Regions from separate parts of the Homo sapiens genome. Here region 2 is linked to region 1. Evidence: chromatin loops called from intact Hi-C (ENCODE). Cell type or tissue: A673. All regions are shown on one strand.

The links. A loop is a pair of places that touch in the nucleus more often than their neighbours do. Peaks named below come from ENCODE experiments on the same cell type or tissue, not always from the same donor. Only the 100,000 strongest peaks of a DNase experiment are listed, where the experiment ranks them.
Region 2: a loop joins it to region 1, with 8 times the contacts of the local background. A loop is called at or near these places in 17 of 110 quality-filtered maps.

What each region holds. Positions count from the first base shown.
Region 1 is chr15:99,209,094-99,217,093 of GRCh38, forward strand. All of the region lies in intron 8 of TTC23 (tetratricopeptide repeat domain 23), which reads right to left. Among named protein-coding and RNA genes, the nearest start is that of TTC23, 36 kb to the right of the region's middle. RefSeq lists a silencer at 2,897-3,097 and an enhancer at 5,177-5,677. In A673, a CTCF peak has its summit at 4,305 (motif pointing left); a DNase peak (open chromatin) is centred at 4,298.
Region 2 is chr15:98,438,856-98,446,855 of GRCh38, forward strand. It overlaps the pseudogene FAM169BP. Among named protein-coding and RNA genes, the nearest start is that of LINC02351, 22 kb to the left of the region's middle. RefSeq lists a silencer at 2,354-2,403. In A673, a CTCF peak has its summit at 3,702 (motif pointing right); a DNase peak (open chromatin) is centred at 3,766.

The DNA of each region.
Region 1 (8,000 bases):
CTACAGAGCACAAGAGGAGACACTATCTCATTGCAGACAAGTTTCAGATCTCATAGGGATGGAGACTCGTTTTAACAAGCAATAAACAAATGCAATTTCTGGTATTACTAAGGCAACAGAGTTTCCTTTTAAAAACTCTGGAATTTGGCAAGAATATTGAGCACCAGTATAAAGGAAAGGCTTTGTGTGAATATCACTGATCAGAATCTGATGAGAAACCAATCCCAAAAGATAACAAATGGGATTTTCCATAGCCAACATGAGAAAAGAATTACATCTGGGTATCTTTTTATCACCTGATACATACAGGTAAAGGCTTTGCTCTGTTGAATGCATTGTGGGGTTTCCAGTCTACATCAGTGAATGTAATGTGTGCCATGGTCAGGAGCTTGGACACTAGCGTTGAATAAGCAGGGCTCTGCTGGGCCACTTTCCAGCTTTATCGCTTCCTGCCTGTGTGACCCTGGAAGTGACCTCACTTCTCTCAGCTTTAGATGCTACATTTGAACATGGGAATACTAACAGTATCCACTACACAGAGAGGACTAAGAATGAAAGGAGATGACATCTGTAAAGCACTTAGCAAAAGCCTGACACAGAAGGTGGTCAATAATTGGTAGCTAGTGTGGTTTTAAAAAAATCATTATTATTATATTTTTGAGAAGGGGTCTCACTCTGTCACCCAGGTTGGAGTCCAGTGGCATGATCTTTGCTCACTGCAACCTCTGCCTCCCGGTCTCAAGCAGTCCTCCTACCTCAGCCTCTGGAATAGCTGGGACTACAGGTGTATGCTACAACGCCTGGCTAATTTTTTGTATTTGTAATTATGTATTAGTTGTATTAATTTGAGACAGGGTTTTGCCATGTTGCCCAAGCTGTCTCGAACTCCTGGGCTCAAATGGTCCGCCTGCTTCGGCCTCCCAAAGTTCTGGGATTACAGGTGTAAGTCACTGTGCCCTGCCTATTATTTGATATATATTATTATATGTTGTGTTATTTATTTAGAGATATATGATTATATATTTATGTTACATATTAATACTAATAACATGTCATTTTAAAACATGATTCTATTATTTAAATCATTATTCTCATATATTTAGGAAAAGGTACATTATAAGGGTATAATGTCAGAAAAGGAAAGACAGAAATGCAGTGCTCTAAAACATTAAAGCTTTAGGAGATTCAAGAAATAGAAAGCAGATAAAGTATATGAGAGTAACCTGTGCCATGTGGTTTTTCTTTGGCTTCCCCACATTGAAAATAATAATAATAAAAACAAAAATGAGACTTGTGTAAGTTAAGAGCATATCTTCAACCACAGAAATATAGGATTAGGAAGAGTCCCAGAGAAAAAAAGCAATTTCCTTCTTTGTTAAGTAAGCAAAAAGTATTCTAGGCACATAGTGTCCCACAGGAGCAGCTGACAGGAGAAACATGTCTGCTGGAGAAGAGCAGGATGTTCTCAGGGAGCAGGCAAGGGAGAAGCAGGACTTGGAACATGTGAGCATCTGTAAGAGCCTTTATGTCCAAAAGAGAGAAGCAGAGAAAATGCAACTTAGACATCAAGGAACCTCAGGTGATGGTAAGAACTAAAAATTTTTTTAAATGCTGAGTCCAGAAAGCAAAAGTTAGATGTAGAAATTTCTGACTGGACCAATTTTGGGAGGACTATGGGATCTAAGAGCAAAGGTTATTATTGAAGTATCAAAAATTCCACTGGGAAGCATTTCTGGAGCAGCTTATGGAACTAAGTAGAACCCCATCATCTCAATGAGGTGATGGCAGGTAGATACATATTCTGTTCCCCTTGCCACATCACTTCTCCATTATTTTCTCCTCCTTCCTAGTAAGTACGAGTTAAGGGAGAAATCTTCCCCATCCCCTTTCCTTTTGGAAAACTTGTGTTAGAATAACTTTCCAAACCTCACAACTTCAATGAATCAAGAGAGAGCAAGACAAAGAAACAAAATCAAGCTTAAGGAAATAAGAATATACAGGTTGGGTGCAGTGGCTCATGCCTGTAATCCCAGCACTTTGGGAGGCCAAAACAGGTGGATCACTTGAGGTCAGGAGTTTGAGACCAGCCTGGTCAACATGGTGAAACACTGTCTCTACTAAAAATACAAAAATTAGCTGGGCGTGGTGGCACACATGTGTAATCCCAGCTACTTGGGAGGCTGAGGCAGGAGAATCGCTTGAACCTGGGAGGTGGATGTTGCAGTGAGTCAAGATCACGCCACTGCACTCCAGCCTGGGTGACAGAGAGTCTCAAAGACAAAAAACAAACAAACAAAAAAAAAGAAGAAGTAAGTATATACAATTGTCTGATTTTAGCTTAGATGATTCATGAGAGCAAAGAAAACAAAATGTAGCCTTCCCAAGGCACAGGGAAAAAATGCAGAAAAAAATTGCACACCAAGGGCAGTCTTGAAGTACAAAACCTTAATATGTGATATAAGTACCTGATTTAAAATCACCTCTGGGATGAAACAGCAGAAAGGAAAATGTTCAATTAGATCATAATGATAATTATATTGCCCTTTTCTTTCTTGCTTTCTTGCTTCTGAGGGTCTCCCATGCACCTAGATGCTTTAAAGTAATATCTTTTTAATCTTCACAGCAACCCCTGGAGGTCTTATTATTTTCACTTCAACAGGAGAGGAGAGTGAGGCTCCCAGGAAGCACAAGATCTACCCAAGTTCTACAGCTGGGAAGTTTGAACAAACACTGATTTGAACCCAGGGCTTCTGACTCCAAAGACTACATTTTTTTGTTTTTAATAGAGATGGGGATTCACCATGTTGACCAGGCTGGTCTTGAACTCCGGGCCTCAAGCGATCCTCCCATCTCAGCCTCCCAGTGTTGGGATTACAGGCATGAGCCATCATGCCGGCCCAGAGCCTACATTGTTAATGACACCATGGCACACTGCTTAGAAATACTTGGGAGGCGTCTTGTTGATGCTCTGAGGAAATAAAAGTGTTTACTCATTCCTGAGTTAGTTCAGCACAGTCATGCCAGGCAAAGTGTTCGCTGGACATGCTGTGGGAGACTTCAAGGACATGTCAAGCAGTCAGAGAGAGCTGGGGGAAAATCACATGTTCTGGAGCAATAGTCTCAATAGGTCATCATCATGCTGCATAGAAAGATAATTTAAAGAGGGATGTGTGTGTGTGTGTGTGTGTGTGTGTGTGTGCATGCATGTGCAATGGCATATGCCTGTATATACAAAGACAACTATTTCTCTCTGGGCATCTATCAATAACCAGGATAGAAAATAATTCTTAACACTGGGGATAAATTTGCCCCTTTTTGTAAGTGACTTTCTTTACCAGATTTAAAGAAATATAACTGTGCACATAAGAATACATGATTTGGATTCACTCTCCAAAGTTAACAAACCATTACTGTACGAAGTAGCACCGGAACAGAGGAGAGGAAGAAGGAGAGAAGTTTCAGGCCATAGTCAGGGATGGGAGGCATGGAGCATGAGTCACCCCGCGGCACTTATCTGTCAGCCCAGGGAGAAAGGCACTGGGCTGTTGCGATGGGCACCATAAAAGGACAGGCAGGGCAGGAAGATGATACACTAAAAGATATCCTTTTAAGAGGGACATAGGACTGAGTGCAGTGGTTCATGCCTGTAATTCTAACACTTTGGGAGGCCGAGACAGGAGGATCGCTTGAGCCCAGCCTGGGCAATATAGTAGTAAGACCCTGTCTCTACAAAAAAATAAAATTAGCTGGGTGCAGTGGCACGTGCCTGTAGTCCCAGCTAGTCAAGAGGCTGAGAGGGGAGGACTGCTTGAGCCCAGGAGGTCAAGGCTGCCGTGAGCTGTCACTGTGAAACTGTACTCCAGCCAGAGCAACAGAGTAAGACCCTATCTCAAAAAAAAAAAAAAAAAAAAAAGGGGGGGACATAAATCCAATGAGCGCTGCCTGAGAAATTATCTTGGCCTTCCACTTCCAAGACCTGGCAAAAGAAAAGGCCCTCATGGTTCAAGCTTACCTACAGAAGTGCATAAATCCAAAACACCTTGTTAATTTCTAAAGCAGATAAATTTGGACAAAATACATTTCAATAAGGAAATGAAGCAAAGTAATTGAATGAAAATTATACAGTTTAAACATGCACATTGTGGTGATTATATCAGGGTGAAGAATTAGGATGAAAAGAAGTAGCAAAGTTTGAAACAACTTGGCTAAACACAAAAGTAACTTTGTAGAATAGTCTGGAATATTAACTTAAATTCTTGTTGGCTATTCAGCCTAGATGTGTACAGGGCCCGCCATCTGCTGGCAAGGCTTGGTGTTGCTAATTTGGAAAGCACTCAGAGGAGGTGCCAGAGGATCATTTACTCTTTTTTATAGCAACACTGCTCAATGTTAAATACTGATATATTAGGTCTCAACAGATGCAACAAATATTATATCTTGGAGCTCTGAATTGTGTATTTCCTATCTTATAAGACAGAATACCTAATTTCTGGCAGGAAGGGATTCTGGACTGGTAAAGCCTTCCCAGTCACTAACAACCTTCTTCCTCCTCCAGTTATATAAATGGAATTGTACAGTATGATTCTTTTGCATCTGGCTTCTTTCACTACACATTGTGAGAGCCATTCATGCTGTTAAGCATAGGAGTAGTTTTAATCATTTTATTTATATTAACATCACATTTTTTCTGTTTTACTTTTGGTGAACATTTAGGCTGTTTCCAACTCTTGGCTATTACAAATAATGTAGCTTTGAATATTCTTGGCTATGTCTTTTGGTGAAAACATGCATGCATTTCTATTGGGTGTATAATTTAGTAGTGATACTGCTGGGTCAAAAGGTATGCAAATGTTTAAATTTAGGAGACAATGCCAAATAGTTTTCTAAAGTAGTTACACCAAATATATTTGAAACAATGGTATATGAGAGAGCATATCAGAGAATCACATCCTTCCAAATGTTTGCTATTAGTAGTCTTAAAATTTTTTTAGCCATTCTAGTGGGAATGTAAGAGTATCTTATTTATTTATTTATTTAAAGAGACAGAGTTTTGCTTTGTCATCCAGGCTGGAGTGCAGTGGTGTTGCACAGCTCACTGCAAACTCAAATTCCTGGGCTCAAGAGATCCTCCCGGCCGGGTGCGGTGGCTCACGCCTGTAATCCCAGCACTTTGGGAGGCCGAGGTGGGCACATCACAAGGTCAAGAGATCGAGACCATCCTGGCTAACACGGTGAAACACCGTCTCTACTAAAAAATACAAAAAATTAGCCAGGCGTGGTGGTGGGTGCCTGTAGTCCCCACTACTCGGGAGCTGAGGCAGGAGAATGGCGTGAACCCGGGAAGGTAGAACTTGCAGTGAGCCGAGATCGCGCCATTGCACTCCAGCCTGGGTGACAGAGTGAGACTGCATCTCAAAAAAAAAAAAAAAAAAAGAGATCCTCCCACCTCAGTCTCCTGAGTAGCTAGGACTATAGGTGAGCACCACCACACTTGGATAAATTAAAAAATATTTTTGTAGAGATGGGGGTCTCCCCATCTTGCCTAGGCTGGTCTTGAGCTCCAGGGCTCAAGCTATTCTTCCACCTCAGCCTCTCAAAGCGCTGGGATTACAGGTGTGAGCCACCACACCCAGCCATATCTTATGATTCTAGTTTTCATTTTCTGATAACTGATAAGGTGGAACACCTTTTGATAGGTTTATTTGCTATGCGGGTGTTCTTTTTTTGGGAAAAGTTTCCTGCCCATCTTTCTTTTCTCCTTTTTTTTTTTTTTTTTTTTGAGATGGAGTTTCTCTCTTGTTGCCCAGGCTGGAGTGCAATGGCGCGATCTTGGCTCACAGCAACCTCTGCCTCTCGGGTTCAAGCAATTCTCCTGCCTCAGCCTCCCGAGTAGCTGGGATTACAGGTGCCCACCATCAGGCCCAGCTAATTTTTGTATTTTTAGTAGAGACAGGGTCTCGCCATGTTAGCTAGGCTGGTCTTGAACTTCTGACCTTGGGTGATCCACCCGCCTCGGCCTCCCAAAGTGCTGGGATTACAGGCATGAGCCACCGTGCCTGACCTCCTGCCCATCTTTCTATCCAGTTATGTGTTTGTTTAACTGATATATAAGGGTTCTTTGTAGACTTCAGATATAAGCCCTTTGTCAGTTGTACGTATTACAAATATTGTCTGTAGTATAAGATACATGTGATTTAAATACAGGACAACACAGCACCAAGCAGAGAGGATAAAGAGTGCTGGCACGCTCAAAGGTCCTTGCATTGTTCAGGAAGTGGTTAAATGATTAATTTACAATTAGATTCTAATAAATCAGGGATATAAGTGACAAACTCCACAGTAACTACTAGAATAAAAAGAAGATAACAAGGCCAGGCATGGTGGCTCATGCCTGTAATCCCAGCATTTTGGGAGGCCAAGGTGGGTGGACTGCTTGAGCCCAGGAGTTCAAGACCAGGCTGGGCAACATAGCGAAATTTCATCTCTACAAAAAATACAAAAAGTTAGCTGGGTGTGGTGGCACACACCTGTAGTCCAAGCTACTCAGGAGGCTGAGATGAGAGGATTGCTTGAGCCCAGGGAGGTTGAAGCTGCTGTGAACCATGACCCCACCACTGTACTCCAGTCTGGGCAACAGAGTGAGATCCTGTATACAAAAAAGAAAAGAAGAAAGAAAATAAAAAACAAAAGAAAAAAATGTATAACTTGCAAATTAATGGGTATAAAATGGAATGATAGAAATATTTGATTAATCTAAAAGAAAGCAAGTAAGGAAAAAGAAAAGAACAAAAAGTTGGCAGGAGAAAAGGAAATTTAAACCCAAATAAATATTTTTTAAAAGGTATTGTAGGAAAATATTTACCAAAAGAGAGCTAGGATATAGTATCAGACAGAATAGATGTAGGGGACAAAAAAGGACAAGGTCAACTAACCAATAAAGTGATAGGTTAAGAAGATATGAGGCTGCTAAACTCTCCTCTCACCCCAACAAAATAGCTTCAGGATATATATAACAATGCAATACAATTACAAATCAGTAACACCAAGATATCTTGAAAACTCTCATACCTGCAAACCAAAACACACATCATTTGAATAATCCTTGGACTAAAGAGTAATTTATAAACTGAGTTATGAAATACTAAGAAGTTATCACAGTGATAATGCTTCATGATAAAATATATGGAGTAGAGTTAAAGTAGGTCTTGGAGGGAAATTTTAGAGAATATTTTTGATATTTAGCTGGAAAAGACTTTCTAACCAGACTCCCAAAGCATAAATCATAAGGTGAAAATGAATGGATTTGAGTGAACCAAATTAATAATTTCTAAGCCACGAAGAACACCATAGACAAAATTAATAAGCGGGCAATAGATGTAAGAAAATATTTATATCATTAATATTTATAATATATAAGAAAACCCTGATTATCAATAGGAAAGGTACAGGAAACTCTAAAAGAAAAATAAGAAGGAATACTAACAGGCTATTCATACAAGGTGAATCCCAAGTGGCTAAGTCGTATATGAAAAGTATTCAAACTCACTAATAGGAGAAATGTAAATAGAACTTTAATAATTAGATAGCACGTTATATGCACCAGGTTGGCAAAGATTAACAAAGTCAAATATTGCCAGTGGTGTGTTAGGAACCTACCCACCCTGCAAGTAGGAATGCAAATGCAGATGGGTGTCGTGGTTGGCTGGTGCTTGGTGAACTTAAAGTCTGTTTGTACTCAGTACCACCCCTGGAATATAAACCTCAGAAAAGCAATACCACCCTTGGGATATAAACCTCAGAAAAAGTGTCACTTAGCCACGTAAGTGAAGCTGTGTAAGGATGGTCATGGCAGCACTGCTATGGCAGCAGAGAGCTGGGGACAAGCTGAATGTCTATTGTTAGGAGGATGGACAAACAAAATACAACAAATGCATTCTATAGAGCATTATACAGGAACCAGAAGCAATGAACTAAAATCCAGGCAACAACCAAAACGTGCT
Region 2 (8,000 bases), 770 kb before region 1:
TTACTTTTACTACCACAAGACTTTCCACTCAAGGCCACCAATATTCTAGAAGCACCATCTGCCCAAATTCCTACCCAGTACTTCCCATATGAGCTCTCTGAGTGCCTTCTGTATACCAGGCCAGAAGAGAGCTCCAGGCCTACAGTAGGCACCATCCAGCCACTGCCCCTGCCCTCAAGGCACTCATGTGCCTTGAGGCACATCAGCACTGATGTGGCTGAAGCCTCCCGGGAAAGGACACGTGTACCCCTGCAAACCTCTTTGGTGTCCGGAAAGGACACGTGTACCCCTGCAAACCTCTTTGGTGTCCGTGGTCTCACGGCAACAGCAGGGCTGGCATGCACAAACCTGCAATGGGTTTCTACAGCCCAGATGGAACGGGTGTGGCCCCTTCCTGAGCATCTTTAAACTTCTATAAGGAAAGAGGTACATTCAGTAAAACATCCCTGTGGTTCCGGTAAAGTCCCACCAATTTATCCTGAGAAACAGAAACCACATTAGTTTTAACGAGTAAGCTTCTGAAACGTTTAGGAACTGTCAACAATTAACTTAGGGAAATACTTCCTCACTGTGGCACGGTGTCGCATGCTGAGCGCAGCACGTTCTCAGGTACTCTAGAGCCTGAGCCCACCTCAGAGGTAGGTGGGGCCCGTGGGGTCACTGGCCCCTCAAAGATCCCCAGGGAAGGTACACTCCCAGACACACAAGTCTCAGACCCGAATCCTGGGAGCCCAGGCAGGCCTCTGGACCTGGCCCAGATGGGCGTCTGGAGACGTCAGGGACTGGACCTTGTAAGCTTGCCTGGTGGCTGCCCTGCCAGCCCGGCATCCTCCTCTTCCACTCCACACTCTGGATCATCCTTTGTGTCTTCCAGTTCTTCTCCACACATCCTCTCCTGAAGTCAGAAAAGAATCCACAGGCATTCCAATTAAACATGGCAATGGGGTCGTCCTGCACAGTCTGGGGCTGGACATTCAGGACATGGAGGTGTCCTGTCTGGCTTGTGCCTGCACTTCCTGCTGAGATTCAGAATAGGCCAGGTTCAAACGCTCCAGCCAGCCATGGGGAAATCAGGTTTTGTGCATAAGAGCACGTATTTACTGAAAGGAACTAAAGGACAGCCCAGCCTGGGGAGACCAGAGAAAGGGCAGGGAAGGAAGCACTGCTTTCAAAGCTGGCACCCCGTGCTCAAATGTGCAGAATTCCCCCAGGTCCACACCCATGGGCGTTACAGTACCTGGACATTTCTGCTTCCTCTAACAGGTTTAAAAGAAAAGTCAAGGATCAGCGGAAAAGGCCAAGTGCAACGCTCTCTGTTCAGTGCCTGTTGGGTCTTAGGTTAGCCCATCTTTCCATGGTGAACCAAAGAAAATGAAAGCCCTCATCTGCCAGATGGCTAGAGCTAATGTCAGACAGGAAGCAGCTTTCTAAAACAATCCAGCACTTACTGGGATATTTTCTGCTTTCATTGTTGAATCTTCTATTTCAGAGCAATATATTTTCCAAAATAAGCAGTATTTGTCCATGATGTACAAGCGTAAGTTTAAAGTAATTTTGGACTCTTTAGGGATTTGAAAGTAAAGACCCTTTGGCACCAGAGAATGGACATTTTCACAATACCCTGTTTGGTCAAGAGTCTGGTTTAGCCACAAGAAAACCAGGAAAACCTAAAATTTTATAAAATATTGAATGACAGCAAGCTACTAAGAAATATTCTTAATATTCCCTCAAGATTCTATTCTACAGTCACTCTGGATTGTACAAAAACCTAATACCTAATTCCACTCCATCCCAGCAATCTGGGCTTTTGCAGTGGAGGAGGAAAGAAAGACAAATTTGTCTTGCTTTTTGTTCTGCTTGACAGACACTGGTCCATGGCAAAATTTGAAATTCAGATTTTTCAATATTTCCTTAACGATGCAAGGTTACGGCCAATTCCCATGTGTTCTGTTCCATTTTGGTTTCGTTAGAGCTTGTCTAGTTAAGAGAAGAGAACCATAAAAAATCTAATTACAAAGGCCTCTCCACGCAACACCCCCCTCCCATGATAGCCCGGAGATTCTGAGCCTAGACCAAGGCCCTGCTGCCACGAGAAGCCCACAGCCAAGTCGTCTGGGAAGCTGCCTGGCAGGTTCAGACCACGGCTTCACTAAGCAAGGACAACCTGATCACTAGGAAAGTGAGAGGTTCATGGGGTGATATAGTATCACCATACCTTGCTGCCGTCTCCAGGGGCAGGCTGTCTGGGTCTGTCATTCTGAGAAGTCCTCGCATGACGGCTCACGTCCTCGGAATTTCCTGGGTGTGCTGCCCTCCCCAAGCAACAGAAAGAGGATAAGCAAATGAGGGTGGCTCCCAAGGGGCTGGACAATCAAAAGAGGAAATAGTACACTGGGGACCTTGCAAACATGTTGATAGCCATGACCCAATTCTATCTCTCTCTCTCTCTTTTTTTTTTTTTTTTTTTTTTTTTTTTGAGATGGAGTCTCCCTCTGTAGCCCAGGCTGGAGTACAGTGGCACCATCTGGGCTCACTGCAACCTCCACCTCCCGGGTTCAAGTGATTCTCCTGCCTCAGCCTCCCGAGTAGCTGGGATTACAGACGCCTGCCACCATGCCTGGCTAATTTTTGTACTTTTAGTAGAGATGGGGTTTCACTATGTTGGTCAGGCTGGTCTCGAACTCCTGACTTCAAGTCATCCTCCTGCCTCAGCCTCCCAAAGTGCTGGGTCAGTTCTATCTTCTTGACCTTCACTTTGCCATTTGCTGCAATGCTCTCCAGAAGACAGGAGTACCTGCCAGGTGTCAGGAGATGCAAAGTGAGGTTCCACTCAAGCATTTCTGAGCTGGAATTGTGATCTGTTCTTCCATCGATTCTGGCATTCAATGGACTCACATTTCCAGTTCTAGTCCTGGATCCTTCTTTTTGCTCACCGGTGGTTTTGCTCACAAGAGAGGTCATAATCACCCACGTTCAGTGAGTCTCCCTCCTCTCCTACCAAATCAGTACCGACTTGGAAAGGGATGACTTTCTTGTCCTCCTTTGCACCTCCACACCCCACGCCCCCAAATCCATATGTGTGTGTGTGGTGTTCAGATCCCTAAAAAAAATACACAGTTTTGCATTTCAGCTGAAAATACCTATGTAACACATTTTGTTTACTAAAGAACAAATGAATTATTTAGTTGTTATCTATATAAGTAAATTTTTAAATTTATTTACAGAACTGTATAAATTAGCAAAATTTGGTTTGGCAAAATTTAATTGTGGGCACTTAAAAATACCAGCACACTTGAGTTCTCTCGGCCATAGAGTTTTTATATCACACAGTAGTAGGTGCCCATGTAGTTAGCTGGTAAATAAGTTCAGAAGCCAGGTCAGCCCTGTTCATGACTGCATCCCTAACGTCTAGGACAGTGCCTGGCACGTCTGTAGATGCCCCATTGACAGCGAATGAACGAATAAAGGAATACATGAATGAATGAATGAGAAAATGAAGTAGATAACCCATTATCAGTTTTCCACCTTTCCTAATGTTTTTATGTGTTGTGAGCTATCAAATGTTTACTTGTATTTCATTCCTAATTGAGGTTCATTAAATCTTTAAAAATGAATGCACTAATTACTCATTTGGAAGCACACCTGGAGGTATCAGAGCACTAATCACAGAGGTAAGTTATCATCCAAGGCTGCAGTAGACGACAATGGCCACTAAGGGGAGCCACACAACCTGTCAAAGAGCAGCATTCGACAGAAAAAAACACACCCAGTATGGTGGTTTTGCCCCCAGCACTTCCCAGCACACTGCACCACCACAAAATTGCTGTTGCTATTGTACTCTATAACGTATGAGTCACCAGAACAAACTGAGAAAAAAGGTCAGAACTGCAGTTTGCTGGGCATCAAACTTTCAAAAAAGTAGCCCCCGCTTCCCTTCTCATATTTTTCACATCTCTTGATGCAAAGATCCTTCTGGTTTAAAAATTAAATGCAAATAAAAGTATTTGTGGATGACAACTGAATCCATTAAAAATTCAGCTGGAGAAAGAAAGCAAAAGTATGACTTACAGATTGAAAAAAAATTAATTTTTAAAGCAGTGGTCAATTATTTCCTGATCCCGGCAACAATTTTGTAAAAGAACATTTCACTGTTGACATATTCAGTTTCACTCTCTCTGGTAAAGAAACTTAAGGCATGTTCAGGCTGACCGGGAAATCACATCAGATGCAATTATGATCCTATTGGTCAAGTTTCAAAGGCTTTGTCTGTAACTGAGTGTAGGAAGAAAGAAATTTCCCACAAACTCCTTCCCTCAAAAGGTCTGCATAACCTGTAAATATTTTCAGGGCCATTATAAGCTGCAGATGTTATCAACAGCCAAGATCGCACAAACTTTTAAAGACCTGGCCCACCAATCAGGCTGCTTCAGAAATAGTCTTTAAAACATTTGCAAGGAGCACAAGTTAATTTCCCTTTGAAATGTTGTGAAATGTTCATGCCTTATTTAGAGCAAGAAGCAATTGATTCCACTGGGCTTCTTGCTTACAGTTCTATTTCTATGGCACATAAAATTATAGGATACCTCCAAAATAACCGTCAGGAAAAAGAAGGGAGAACAGATAAAACTTGAAAAAAACAGAACAAGTCAAAAAAGCAACTCTAAGAATCACTGACTAATTTAAGACTAACATCCAATTAATGGCCTACTGAGATTCCCAGGGAAGAGAAGGTTCCGGAATCTGCATTGTTCGGTGACCCATAAGAAGTTCTAATCCACTAACACTTGCTGATTTCCATGAAGAGAGAAACAGACGAGAAACTGCAGAGCACCGAGCTAATCTGTGATCACATTTGCAGCCCCAACTCACCAACTTGAAAAAAACCTGAGATGTCAGCACTAACTGTCATAATGGTTGCAAGCTGAAGCCGGTTGGCTGAAAACCTTCCTGAGTGAATTAAAATCCTGACTGCGGGCCCTCGAGGGGAAAGAAGATGTGGGTGAAACTGGGAACTAGCCATGATTTATACAGGCAGTGAAAAGACCATAACTTAGAATTTTTTTTTAAATAAAGAGTTTTAGTAATCTAATTATATCCTAATTATAATGATAACCCTTCTTCCTTCAAGGGACTCAAGCATGCTTCTGGAACATTCTCTGTGCAAGTCCCCTCATTTGCTGTTTTAAAATGAGAGTTGGTGAATCTCAGAGTGAATTAAAGTGACATGTTTGGCATCTGACTTCCAGCTCAGTTTCCTCTGCCCAGACCACACCGACTCCCAGCTCTTGAAACAGCCCCAGTGGGATTCTCCAGGAGGAGCCATCTCCCCAATTAGGAGAAAACATCCTCGTCCCTGCTCACCCCTCTGGCCCGTGCAATTTCCACATTTCAATATGCAATGCATTTTCTTTTTCCATTCCCAGCCAAGGAACTGAAACATCCAAGCACAGAGGCTGTGCGAGGCCCCACAGCCTCATTTGTGAAGCGTGTCCATAAACTCCAACAGCTAGACAGCTCAGTGCCCAGGGACCCGACCGGCTTCCCTTCATTCCTAACTCAGTGCCACAGGGCAAGTCACTTAACCGCCTCATTAGGATCACAGCACAGCCCCGCCCTGCCATGCCTCCTTCCCCGGTGCCTGCTCACCCCATTAATATCTGTAAAGATCCATTAAGCCTTCCAGCATAAAAGCAAAACTGATCACTATTATCATCAATAAACTCCAAGGCACGCTCACCTGTCGACACCTAAGGTGGATCAGTCACCACGTGGAGAGAAAGCCTGGCACCTCGGCTGCCTGTCAATCCCCTAATGAGCCACATGCAGCCGCAGAAATGGCATTCGACGCTGACGGGAGCACCCACTCCAGGAGTGAAGGAGAGCCAGGGCTTGCATTTTGGACAGTTAATTTAAATTAACTGTCCCCCTCACCTCCCACCCATGGCAGCACCTGAAGCCTGGAGGTGTCCGCTGCCCCAGCCCTGGCCTGGCCTCGCCTCTTAGTGCTGAGCTGAGAAGCGCTGAGCTGAGAAGCGCCTGCCATGGGCAGCCGTTCCCCATTTGTGAGAAGTAGAAAGTTCACTGTCAAAAAAGCAACTTGGGGTCGGGCGCGGTGGCTCACACCTGTAATCCCAGCATTTTGGGAGGCCAAGGAGTGCGAATCACCTGAGGTCAGGAGTTCAAGCCTGGCCAATATGGTGAAACCCCATCTCTACTAAAAATACAAAAATTAGCTGAGCATGGTGTCACATGCCTGTAGTCCCAGCTACTCGAGTGGCTGAGGCAGGAGAATCCCTTGAACCCAGGAGTCGGAGGTTGCAGTCAGCCAAGGTTGCGCCACTCCACTCCAACCTGGGTGACAGAGCGAGATTCTGTCTCAAAAAAAAAAAAAAGAAAAGCAACTTGGAAACCCAGACACTGCAAGCCTGCTTTCCCATCTGGCTGATCAAAGGATTTCCCACCTGCTGCCTCCCCTGGAAACCCACCACCAGAGGCTCTGTTCTCCTGCTTCCTCCACTAAACCCCACTGGCAAACTGCCACTGGGGCACTGTCTCGAGCAACCAGAAACTGAAGACGGAATGCGCATCTGTCAACAGGGAAATAAATGACATCACGTCCACGCGACATCATACTATGCTGCTGTGAAAAAGACCAGGCAGCGGTTTTGTAGAACGTTGTCTCTGTGATGCTGCCATGACGTGTGCAGTCCCCTCAGAGGTGAGGAGGATAGAAGACTTGCTTGTCATAGTCAACTCTTTTGAGTTTTCAACCAAGTGCACACTTTACCTTTCATCACCTGTTCAGAATCGTGTTTTCAACTCATCTTCAGCTAGGCAGAGGAAACCGATCTTCTTATATGTTTCAATAATCTATCTAATTGTAAAAGGGAAGTCCCTTAGTCCCAGGGAGCTCCTAACTGCTAAACTGGGGGTGATCTTTTTGAGCAAGAAGGATGGGAAGGTGTGCTTCACTCAGGAGGGGAACGTTGGAGGATAAGATGTCCTCACCCAGGTCCCACCCCTCCTTTGTTCTTGCCACAACAGAAATAACATCTATATGGGTCTCATTGGATCACTGTAAATCCACGCTAGTATTGAAACCAGAAATAAATAGACACAGTGCAGTGTTTCAGTCCTACTCAGTCTGGAAGCCTTGCCTGGTGAAGCTGAACCTTTAGCCAGATATTGGTGCACTGGCCCCAGGCCCCCCGGCGCTCCACCTCCCACAGGCGTCCTCGCTCCTCCAGACAGACCAGCAGGAACTGCCTGCAGACTGGGAGAAGAGAACGCAGCATGAGTCAGGAAGTCCCCCACCTCATCCTGGTTCACTCTGCACCAGCTCTCTGGGTCTCCGACACAGCCCACTCCAGTCCTCGAGCAGCCCTCCACCCCCTGATCTCTGCTGGAATCCCTGCTGCACTCAAACCACCTTTGCGACTGCCTACCATGGACAGGTCCACCTCCCGGCTTCTCCTGATGAGGAGCTCTCATCTCCACCCTTCCCATCTGCATTCATTTACTAGGGCTCCTCTAACAAAACACTGCAGACTGGGTGGCTTAAACCAGGAGTCTCCATCCCCTGGGCCACCGACCAGTGCCAGGACACACAGCAGGAGGTGAGTGGTGGAGGAGTGCGCGAAGCTTCATCTGTATTTACAGTGGCTCCCATTGCTTGTGTTACTGCCTGAGCTCCGCCTCCTGTCAGATCAGCGGCAGCATTAGATTCTCATAAGAGCGCGGATCCTATCGTGAACTTTGCATGTGAGGTTGCGCACTCCTTATGAGAATCTAATGCCTGATGATCTGTCACTGTCTCCCATCACCCCCAGATGGGACCATCTATTTGCAAGAAAATAAGCTCAGGGCTCCCACTGATTCTACATTATGGTAAGCTGCATAATTATTTCATTATATATTAAAATGTAATCACAATAGAAATAAAGTGCACAATAAATAAATGTAATGTGCTTGAATCATCCTGAAACCAACCCTTTGTCCCT